4 separate regions of the Mus musculus genome follow, and all the other regions are linked to region 2. Evidence: chromatin loops called from intact Hi-C (ENCODE). Cell type or tissue: heart. All regions are shown on one strand. Region 1 overlaps Aaas (achalasia, adrenocortical insufficiency, alacrimia). Region 2 has its middle 2.7 kb from the start of Amhr2. Region 3 has its middle 8.4 kb from the start of Mfsd5. Region 4 has its middle 15 kb from the start of Sp7.

What was found. Hi-C counts contacts between places; a loop is a spot of excess contacts. Peaks named below come from ENCODE experiments on the same cell type or tissue, not always from the same donor. Only the 100,000 strongest peaks of a DNase experiment are listed, where the experiment ranks them.
Region 1: a loop joins it to region 2, with 2.2 times the contacts of the local background. A loop is called at or near these places in 4 of 42 quality-filtered maps.
Region 3: it touches region 2 in a loop (3-fold over the local background); 3 of 42 quality-filtered maps call a loop at or near these places.
Region 4: it touches region 2 in a loop (5-fold over the local background); 26 of 42 quality-filtered maps call a loop at or near these places.

The regions. Positions count from the first base shown.
Region 1 is chr15:102,340,464-102,342,963 of GRCm38, reverse strand. All of the region lies in intron 7 of Aaas (achalasia, adrenocortical insufficiency, alacrimia), which reads left to right. Among named protein-coding and RNA genes, the nearest start is that of Aaas, 9.0 kb to the left of the region's middle. In heart, a CTCF peak has its summit at 1,177 (motif pointing left); no DNase peak of the experiment used is centred here.
Region 2 is chr15:102,441,409-102,443,908 of GRCm38, reverse strand. No RefSeq gene overlaps it. Among named protein-coding and RNA genes, the nearest start is that of Amhr2, 2.7 kb to the left of the region's middle. In heart, a CTCF peak has its summit at 1,206 (motif pointing right); a DNase peak (open chromatin) is centred at 1,218; H3K27ac peaks cover 223 bases.
Region 3 is chr15:102,286,594-102,289,093 of GRCm38, reverse strand. No RefSeq gene overlaps it. Among named protein-coding and RNA genes, the nearest start is that of Mfsd5, 8.4 kb to the right of the region's middle. In heart, a CTCF peak has its summit at 1,515 (motif pointing left); no DNase peak of the experiment used is centred here.
Region 4 is chr15:102,380,531-102,383,030 of GRCm38, reverse strand. No RefSeq gene overlaps it. Among named protein-coding and RNA genes, the nearest start is that of Sp7, 15 kb to the right of the region's middle. In heart, a CTCF peak has its summit at 1,275 (motif pointing left); a DNase peak (open chromatin) is centred at 1,240.

The sequences.
Region 1 (2,500 bases), 100 kb after region 2:
GTGTCTGTGTCACCATGTCAGACTTTCAGAACTGAGAAGCTGATGTCTGCCCATTCTTTTTTTTTTTTTTTTTTGCTTATTTATTTTTGGGGGTGGGGTGGGGAAACAGGGTTTTTCTGTGTAGACCTGGCTGTTCTGGAGCTCACTCTGTGGACCAGGCAGCTGGCCTTGAACTCACATAGCTCTGCCTGCCCCTGTTCCCTAATGGGTTGAGCCACCACCGTCTTGCTGTCCCTTACTGTTGACTATGCTCAGAAATTACTTGGATCTCACCAGTAGTTCCCTTCATGCTTGGCTTGATTTTGTTTTTTGTTTTGTTTTGTTTTTTAATTAATGTTCTGTCTTTTTTTGTTTGTTTTTGTTTGTCTTGTTTTGTTTTGTTTTTTCGAGACAGGGTTTCTCTGTGTAGCCCTGGCTGTCCTGGAATTCACTTTGTAGACCAGGCTGGCCTCGAACTCAGAAATCTGCCTGTCTCTGCCTCCCAAGTGCTGGGATTAAAGGCATGCACCACCACGCCCATAATGTTCTGTCTTGAGTTATAGTTATTTAGGGAAAAAAAGTCTTTTTAATTGTACAGAATGGCACAAAACATTGGCACTGGTAATACTGAGTCATGTGTCTTTGGTTGTTTTTGAGGCAGGGTTTAATTAGGCAACTCTGACCACCAACTTACATATAGATAAGGCTGGCTTTTAACTCTTGACCCTCCTGCCTCTCCCTCTCAAGTGAAAGGAGTGTACTGCACACCCTGCTTCTTTTGGGAAATTTTTTATAGTGAGGTTTATTTTACTTCTTAAAAATGTATGTGTATAGGTGTATGTCTGCATACCATGTGCATGCAGTGCCTAGGGAAGCCAGAAGAAGGTGATGTACCCTGGGGCTGGAGTTGCAGATGGTTGTGAACCACCATGTGGGAGCTGGGAATCAAACCAACCTGTATCCTCTGGAAGAGCAGCCAGTGCTCTTATCCACATAGCCATATCTCCAGCCCCTTTCCTAGGAAATTAGAATTTCTTTTAGGGAGAAGCCAGCAAAGTTTGATGGAAGAGTAACAATTCTTGTAGCAGTGATGCTACAAAAGACAGGCTGCCCTTTAAAATGTTTATATCTGAGGGACTTGGAGTTGGTGCTGGGGATAAGAGGTTCAGGAAACGTGATGCCCCCTTCTGTCCATCATGGGCACTGCATACACATGGGCACTGACAAGCATGCATGCAAAGCAACCAAACATATAAATCAGTAAAAGATGTATTTTTAATTACATATGTGTGTGTGTGTGCACATGAGTGTAACTGCCCACAGAAACTAGTGGAACTGGAGATACAGACATTTATAAGCTGCCAGACATATGTACTGGGAATCAAACTTTGGTTCTTAGGAAAAATGGTACAGACTCTTAAGTGCATCTCTCCAAATTTTTAATTTTTTTAATTTTTTTTTTTTCGAGACAGGGTTTCTCTGTATAGTCATGGCTGTCATTAAAGGCGTGCTGCCATTAAAGGCGTGCTCCACCACCGCCCGGCGTTTAATTTTTTTTTAATCTATGTGTGCACTCATGTGGTGGTCATAGACAACTTTTTGTTGTTTTGTGTTTTTGAGACAGGGTTCTCTGTGTAGCCTGGCTGTCCTGGAACTCGCTCTGTAGATCAGGCTGAGCTTGAATCCAGAGATGCCAGAGTGCAACTTACAGCCCAGAGAGCAGCGTTTGGGAGTGGTTCTATATGTCCACTGTGGTTTCCTAAGATAGAACTTTTATAATACATATACATACACATATATATATATATATATGATCTATTTAATATAATTTTTTTAATTTTTTTTTTTTTTTGGTTTTTTTGAGACAGGGTTTCTCTGTATAGCCCTGGCTGTCCTGGAACTCACTTTGTAGACCAGGCTGGCCTCAACTCAGAAATCCGCCTGCCTCTGCCTCTCGAGTGCTAGGATTAAAGGCGTGTGCCACCATGCCCAGCTAATATAAAATGTTTAACATATAAAATATATTTAAAATACACTTAATATATTACATATTATACTTTTATATAACATGTATTCAGTGCCATATTTTATATAATATATAACGTGTTATAAAATACATATTTATAGATAAATACAATAACAAAGTCAAAGGTTGGGCAATGTGCCATATGGACAATCTAATGTGCATTTGAAGAGGTCTGAGGAGCAGGCTACAAGGAGAGTGGAGCCATTAACAGTGAACTGGAGCCCAGAGATGACTGAGTTTCTGTCAGTGACCTGGGCCTCATGGCAGCTAAAAGGGGTTACTGCTGGGTGGAAAGGGGAGAACCCAGGCCATGGCTCTGAAACAGCACTTGGTGATGGAAGTGCGAGAGGGCATCGACCTCTGGGCTGGACTTAGAGGGTGTGAGCACCCGCAGTGAGTGCTGGGATCAAAGGCAGCAAGTGTTCTCACAGTCATCAGCCCCCCCTCCCCCAATGCATTTGTTTGTTTACTGTTTTCTCACCACATCCTTTTGTT
Region 2 (2,500 bases):
CTGGAGAGATGGCTCAGTGGTTAAGAGCACTGACTGCTCTTCTAGAGGTTCAATTCCCAGCAACCACATGTTTGGCTCACAACCATCTATAATGTGATCTGATGCCTTCTTCTGGTGTGTCTGAACACAATGACAATGTACTAACATAAAATAAATAAAATCTTTTAAAAAATTAAAGTAAAATGATTAGATTGGTAATGTGTTGTATATTTTGCCATAAGAAAGAAAGAAGACAGCATGGTAACAGGAACTGCCTAGAGTCTACAGAGAGCTCTTGTACAAACAGTACAAAGCCCGCATACATGCACTCACTTCTGACACTGAGGAAACTACCACCATCGAGAGGATATCTTTTATTAAGCATCTAGTATGTTTTAGAGAACAGCCAGAAATATGCATTTTAAATTATCTAATTTTTCTACTCACTAAGATTCAGCATAGATGAGCTGTTAAGAGTTATTCTTTTTTTTTTTTTTTTTTTTTTTTGAGACAGGGTTTCTCTGTGTAGCCCTGGTTGTCCTGGAACTCACTCTGTAGACCAGGCTGGCCTCGAACTCAGAAATATGCCTGCCTTTGCCTCCGGAATGCTGGGATTAAAGGCGTGCCACCACCACCCAGCTGTCATTCATTTTTTTTATTAGATATTTTCTTCATTTACATTTCAAATGTTATCCCCAAAGTCCCCTATACCCTCCTCCCACCCTGCTCCCCAACCCACGGACTTCTGCTTCCTGGCCCTGGCATTTCCCTGTACTGGGGCATATGATCTTCGCAAGACCAAGGGCCTCTCCTCCCATTGATGGCCGTCTAGGCCATATCAATAGTCATTCTAATTTTAAACAACAACAACAACGAAAAGCAGAGTGAGATTTGAACCTGGGTAGGTATGACCCCAAAGCCAAGGTTCTGTTCTCTGTATTATCCACGTTGCCTTAAAACAAATGCAAACTTAGCTGGGCGTGGTGGCACATGCCTTTAATCCCAGCACTCGGGAGGCAGAGGCAGGTGGATTTCTGAGTTCGAGGCCAGCCTGGTCAACATGGCAAATTCCAGGACAGCCAGGGCTACATAGACTGTGTCTCAAAAAAAATTTTTTCCCCACTGTTTACAGAATTTCAACATTTGAATTTGGATTGCTGAGAAGTGTGTACCAGCCAGCATAACCTTTGCCCAACAGGCTAACAACTGGGAAGGGCGCCTACAGTTCAAAATTTCACCACCAGAGGTCAGCAGACATAAAAGACACTTGTCCCTGGCAAGAGGGCCTCCTCAGATGACTAACATTCACAGTATGCCTCCAAAACCTCCTAAACTGTAGTATTATAAAATATAAAGGGAAGCCACAGGGTGTGCAGAAAGCATGTCCATATGAACAGAGGGTCTGTGGCTTGTGTTGCCATAGAGACAGGCATGCAGCCTCAGTTCCCTCAGAGTAAGAAACCAGTCATAGGTTATCATGTTCACACCTGTGAGCTTCAAAGCGCTGGTCAAAGGGGCCTGGTTCCTGCTCCTGTCTCTGTACTAGCTGCCTTTCTCAGAATGATCTAACTTAGATCAGAGATGAAGGTAGCAGCTCATTGAGACAGGGCCTTTCTCCTGGGGAGCACGCATGAGAGGAGGCAATCTCTATGAGGAAAGGACAGGGCTGGAGACAGCATCGTCGTATCCTTCCTTGGCCCTTCCGGAAGTCTGCAGGGCTGTGTTAGTAAGGTGTGGGATGCTGCGCTTAGTTCCTGCTGTCCTCCTTCGACAGCCTCCAGATCAGATAAGTGAGGATGTGGGCAATTGAAGATCAAATGGCTTCTTTGGTCTGGAATGTCTCTGGAGACCCTCTCCTCCAGAGTGGGAGCAGGGTAAGGATGCAGCAGCAAGGCGAACGCCTCAGCCAAAGCCTCGGGTCATTATTTCTTTTGAAGACAGAAACAACCCAGAACCCAAGCACGGTGGCTCACTCCTGTAATCTCAGCATTTGGAATTAAGAGGCAGGAAGACTGCTTCAAGTTGGAGGCCATCTTGGGCTACACTGTCAATCCCAGGCCATCCTGGGCCTTGTCTCAAGGTGGCAGTGCAGGGAGCAGGGGGAACAACTGCAGTTGGAGAGAAAGAACCTGAGTTGGAATCCCAAGCAGACAAAAAAAAAAAAAAAAAATTGTGTGTGCCTGCACATACATATAACCCAGGCTTAGAGGGTAAGTGTGCCCTGCTGTTTTTATAGAAGATCTTGAGTTCAGTTCGAAAACACGTGTAACTGCAGAGCTCCAGAGGAGTCAGCACTTTCTTCTCAGACACTGGCATGCATGTGCCTGCCACTTGCACACACATATACACAAATCTCTCTCTGTGTGTGTCTGCCTTTCTCTCCCCATGTGTGTGTGTGTGTGTGAGTGTGAAGAAAATCTGAACTGGTGGTGGCACAAGCCTATAATCTCAGTTACTTGGCTGAGGTGGGAGGATTAAAACTCCAAGGTCGGCTGGGATACAGAAGGAGTTCAAGGCCAGC
Region 3 (2,500 bases), 150 kb after region 2:
GACACACTCATACATGTTGAAGCCTGCCCGGCTAAGCATAGCTTTTATTACTTTGTTCCATGCATGCCATTCTTTGACAGAAGAATAAGTTGGCCCAGCAGGATCAAGCTGACCACATACCCAGTTATGTTATAATGATGATGATGATTGCAAATCCCCCAGCTGTAGCCTTCATTCAGGGCAAAGCAAGATAGAGGGCAGCTTAAACTGTTATGTCTAAAGGACTGAAGAAACTTGGAAGAAGGCCGACCACCCTGCAGCCCCCACTGTATCTGCTTATGAGCTCCTTATGTTTCTTCCCTATATAAACTGACCCTGGATAGAGTTCACCCTTGTTGCTTTTAGCTCTCGAGTCTGAGCTATGGCCCTGATTGATGAGTCTTGGAGTATGTGTTCAATAAACTATCCCTGTCTGACTGACATCAATGTTCCTCTGGTTTGTAGGGTGACTCCTGGACTCTAACAATACACACATACATGCATATGCAGGTAAAATACAACCAATGATCATAAAATAAGTAAGTTATTTTTAAAAATCACGTCAAGGCTGGGATGTGGCCAAGCACTTGCTGAGCATATAAAAGACCGGGAGTTCAATCTCCAGCACCACACTCATACACAGACACACACACACAGCAAAAAAATGAATAATATGATATGTTTATTTTTAAGTTATGTGTCCAGGTGTATAAGCCACATTGCTGGCAGTGGAATGACAGACAGGTGGTCGAACCTCTGTGCATGGACACTAGAGATTGAACTTAGGTATTCTGGAAGAGCAGTGTATGTCCTTGACCACCAACCTCTCCCTCCAGTCCAGTATAATCCAGTTTTTCTTTAAAACATTGCTGGGTCCAGCACTCACTCAGGAGGCAGAAACTGACAGAGTTCAAGGCCAGCCTGGACTACAAAGCCAGTTCTAGGACAGTCAGGCCCATACAATGAGATTCCATCTCAATTAATTTATCAATTAATTAACTGACAGATATGGTGACACACAAACTTAATCCCAGCACTTGGGGAGCAGAGGCAAACAGATTTCAGAGTTTGAGGCCAGCCTGGTTTACAAAGTAAGTTCTATGTCAGCCTGTGGTATATAGTAATTCCCTGTCTTAAAAAAATAATAAAAATTAAGGCAAAGGGAAAAATAATATAATAATAAAATAATAAATAACGACGGGTCTGGAGAGATGGCTCAGCAGTTATGAGCACTTGCTTCTCTTGCAGAAGACCTAAATTCAGTTCCTATCACCCACATGGCAGCTTACAACTGCCTGTAACTCCTTCTCCAAGAGATTTGATAACCTCAGTTGACCTACATGGGCTCCAGACACACATGTGGTACACATACATATATTCAGGCAAAATATTCAATACACATTAAAAATAAAATTATTAATAGGGCTGGAGAAATGGCTCAATGGTTAAGAGTATCATCTGCTCTTCCAGAGATTCAATGGCCAGTAACCATATGTTGGCTCATAACCATCTATTCTGGGATCTGCTGCCATCTTCTGGCATGCAGGTGTACATACAGATAGACTACTCATACATAAAATACAAAAAAAATCTAAAAAAATTTAAAAATACATTTTAAAATATTTATTTACTTTTATGTACATTGGTATTTTGCCTGCATGAATGTCTGTGTGAGAGTGTTGGATCCTTTGGAACTAGAGTTAAAGATAGTTGTTAGCCACCATGTAGGTGCTAGAAATTGAGCCCTGGTTCTCTGAAAGAGCAGCCAGTGATCATAACCCCTCAGCCATCTCTCCAACCCCTTAAATACATTAAAATTTTTTTTTAAATAGAGGGCTGGAGAGATGGCTCAGCAGTTAAGAGCACTGACTAGCCGGGCGTGGTGGCTCACGCCTTTAATCCCAGCACTTGGGAGGCAAAGACAGGCAGATTTCTGAGTTTGAGGCCAGCCTGGTCTACAAAGTGAGTTCCAGGACAGCCAAGACTATACAGAGAAACCCTGTCTCGAAAAAACAAACAAACAAACAAACAAGAACACTGACTGCTCTTCCAGAGGTCCTGAGTTCAATCCCCAGCAACTGCATGGTGGCTCACAACCATCTTTAGTAGGATCCAACACCAACTTCTGGTGTGTCTGAAGACATTGACAGTATACTTATACATAAAATAAATAAATAATCCTTTTAAAAAATATCTTTAAAGAAAATGTTTCTCTATATACCCCTGGCTGTTCTGGAACTAACTCGTGGAGTAGACCTGTCTGGCCTCAAACTCAAAAGAGCTCCCTAACTTTGCCTCCAGAGTGCTGGGGTTAAATGCATGCACCTTCACCACCCAACAGAGATAAGACATGTTTTTATAACTGTAGATCTGACCCCCAGCATGACACTCTAGGCCATTTAGTATTTTTATTCTGTGTTTTTTTTTTTTAGAAATTTATTTATTATATATAAATACACTGTAGCTGTCTTCAGACACTTCAGAAGAGGCATCAGATCTCACTAAGGATGGTTGTGAGCCA
Region 4 (2,500 bases), 61 kb after region 2:
TTTGAACTCTTGGTCCTCCTGAGTCCCTCTGAGTGCTGGAATCATAAGAAAGTGCCATCTCACTAAAGCTTATTGGTCCTAGGGATGGAACCCAGGGTAGAATTCCACATGCTAGGTCATTATTCTACCAGCTGAGCTGTATAGTTGTTCAGCTCTGGAAAGAAACTCAAGGAGATGCTCCATAGATAAATGCCTGCTGATGTGTGGAGAGAATCCAGACCAAGCTGACTTCCAACCAGGGAAGCTAATCTTGTCCTTGTCCCCATTGATAGTGAGGCAGGGGAGTGTCTATCTTTGTTCTTTAAACAACTTATCTTAGTCACTCCTTTTTGTGTGTGTGTCTCTTTCTCATTCTCTCTCTGCGGGGTCTATTACGCAGACCCATCTATCTTGGAACTATCTACGTAGACAAGGCTGGCCTCAAACTCACAGAGATCTGTCTGCTTCTGCCTGAAAGCGTGGCCTCCGTTCTCCTATATCCAGCTTCTTCAAATCTCTATTTTCTGAGTTTGAGGGCAGCCGGGTCTACAGAGTGAGTTCTAGGACAGCCAGGGCTATACAGAGAAACCCTGTCTCGAAAAAAAAAAAAAAAAAAAAACCAACCAACCAAACAAACAAACAAAAGAAACAAATCTCTACGCAGTGCTTCCGTATTGTGGAAGTTTACAATATTGAGCTGGGTGTTCACACGTGCGTGGTGATACCAGGAACAAATCCAGTGCTGCCGCATGCTAGGTGAGTTAGGCTCTACCACCGAGCTGCAGCCCGCTGTTCATCTCTGAAGGAAATGCCCTCATCTTCAGGACAAAGAGTCCGAGAGAGTAAGGTAACTCCCTGGTTATCTGATTCCCAAGGTGGTGTACTTACTCAGTATTCAAACTGCTTTCCAGAGTCACGGCCAAGTGCAGTTGTTTACCAAGGTGTCTTCCGCTAGTTTACACATGCTCCCTGTCACACTTCTAGGAAACTCCTGACATAACAATAAGGGCCTCAAGAAATGTCTTTGTAAGGAAGGCAGGTGGGGTAGGACATGGGAACTTTGGACTCTGGCCTAGGGAACAAGATACCTTTGGACCTTTGTCAAGTGAGTCTCTCAGCCAAGACTGTGAGAAGGGCTAGAACCATTACCAAAAACGGTTCCCAGCTCCAGCCTCTGCTTTAGTACCAATAATTCTGTCATTGTCTCCTACAGAAAAGTGCCCCTATGCTGCCCAGTAGACTGGAGGCCCAGAGGATGCCGAAGTGTACAGTGGCAGCGTCTCAGTAGCTCACTGCTGCCACCTGCTGGTGAGGAGCAACATTGTCGATTCCCTAGGACTTCCTTAGGATTCTCCTTCACAGAATGCTTTGGCATTCCTGGTGTTCCTACACGCTGAGCTGATCGATCTGGACCGCAGGAAGTTTTTTTTTTTTTTTTTTTTTTTTTTTGTCTTGTTTTAACATTTCTTTGTGTGTATACACACATTTTTCCGTGTATACACACATTTGCCACCATTTTTTTTTTCTGGTTTTGGGAGACCTGAGTTAGATCCCAATAGAGATTGAACCCTGAATTCCACATGTGCATCTTGACATAATCAATCTCTCTCCCTCTCCCTCTCCTTCTTTCCCTCTCCTTCTCTCCCTCTCCTTCTCTCTCCCTCCCTCTCCCCCCCCTCTCTCTCTTACACACACACACATACCACACACACACACATTACCCCTCCTTCGCTGTTTTTCAAGCTTAGCACCAATGGATACCATTGGGAACTACACCATGAAGGCAGAATACAATACAGACTTTCTCTCACCCAGAAACAAAGAATATTTCTAATATTTCTAATAATTTCTAGCCTACAATCCCTATTTCATCAATAAATTTCCGTATTATATGAATTGGTCTTGCCTAGGATTCTACAGTACAAAAAATAATAACCCCACTTTTTTTTTTTTTTTTTTTTTTTTTGAGACAGGGTTTCTCTGTATAGTCCTGGCTGTCCTGGAACTCACTCTGTAGACCAGGCTGGCCTCGAACTCAGAAATCTGCCTGCCTCTGCCTCCCAAGTGCTGGGATTAAAGGCGTGTGCCTCCACACCCGGCTAGTTAGGGTTTTATTTTGCTTTTTATCACAGGGTCTCACAATGGAGACCTCATGGCCTGAAACACACTATGCATTCAAACTCGGAGATTGCCCAGCCTCTGCCTCCATGGTGCTGGGTTAAGGTGTGTGCCCCAAAACCTGGATGATGTTTTTGAGATAGGATTTCATTGTGTATCTCAGTCTTGCCTCAGCCTCATGAGCACTGGAATTATAGGCTTTTGCTGTAATGGACTGATGGTGTCATTGCATCTTCCCTGAAAGGGACGCTTGCTGGCTCTCTGTACCTTGTCAGAGTTTTGCTGAGTCTGTCGTACCCGTGTCTATGAGTTTGCCTCTCAACAGACACAGTTTCCTTCCTTTTTTCTTCTTTTTAATTAATTAATTAATTAATTAATCAATCAATTTTTGTTTTTTTGAGAC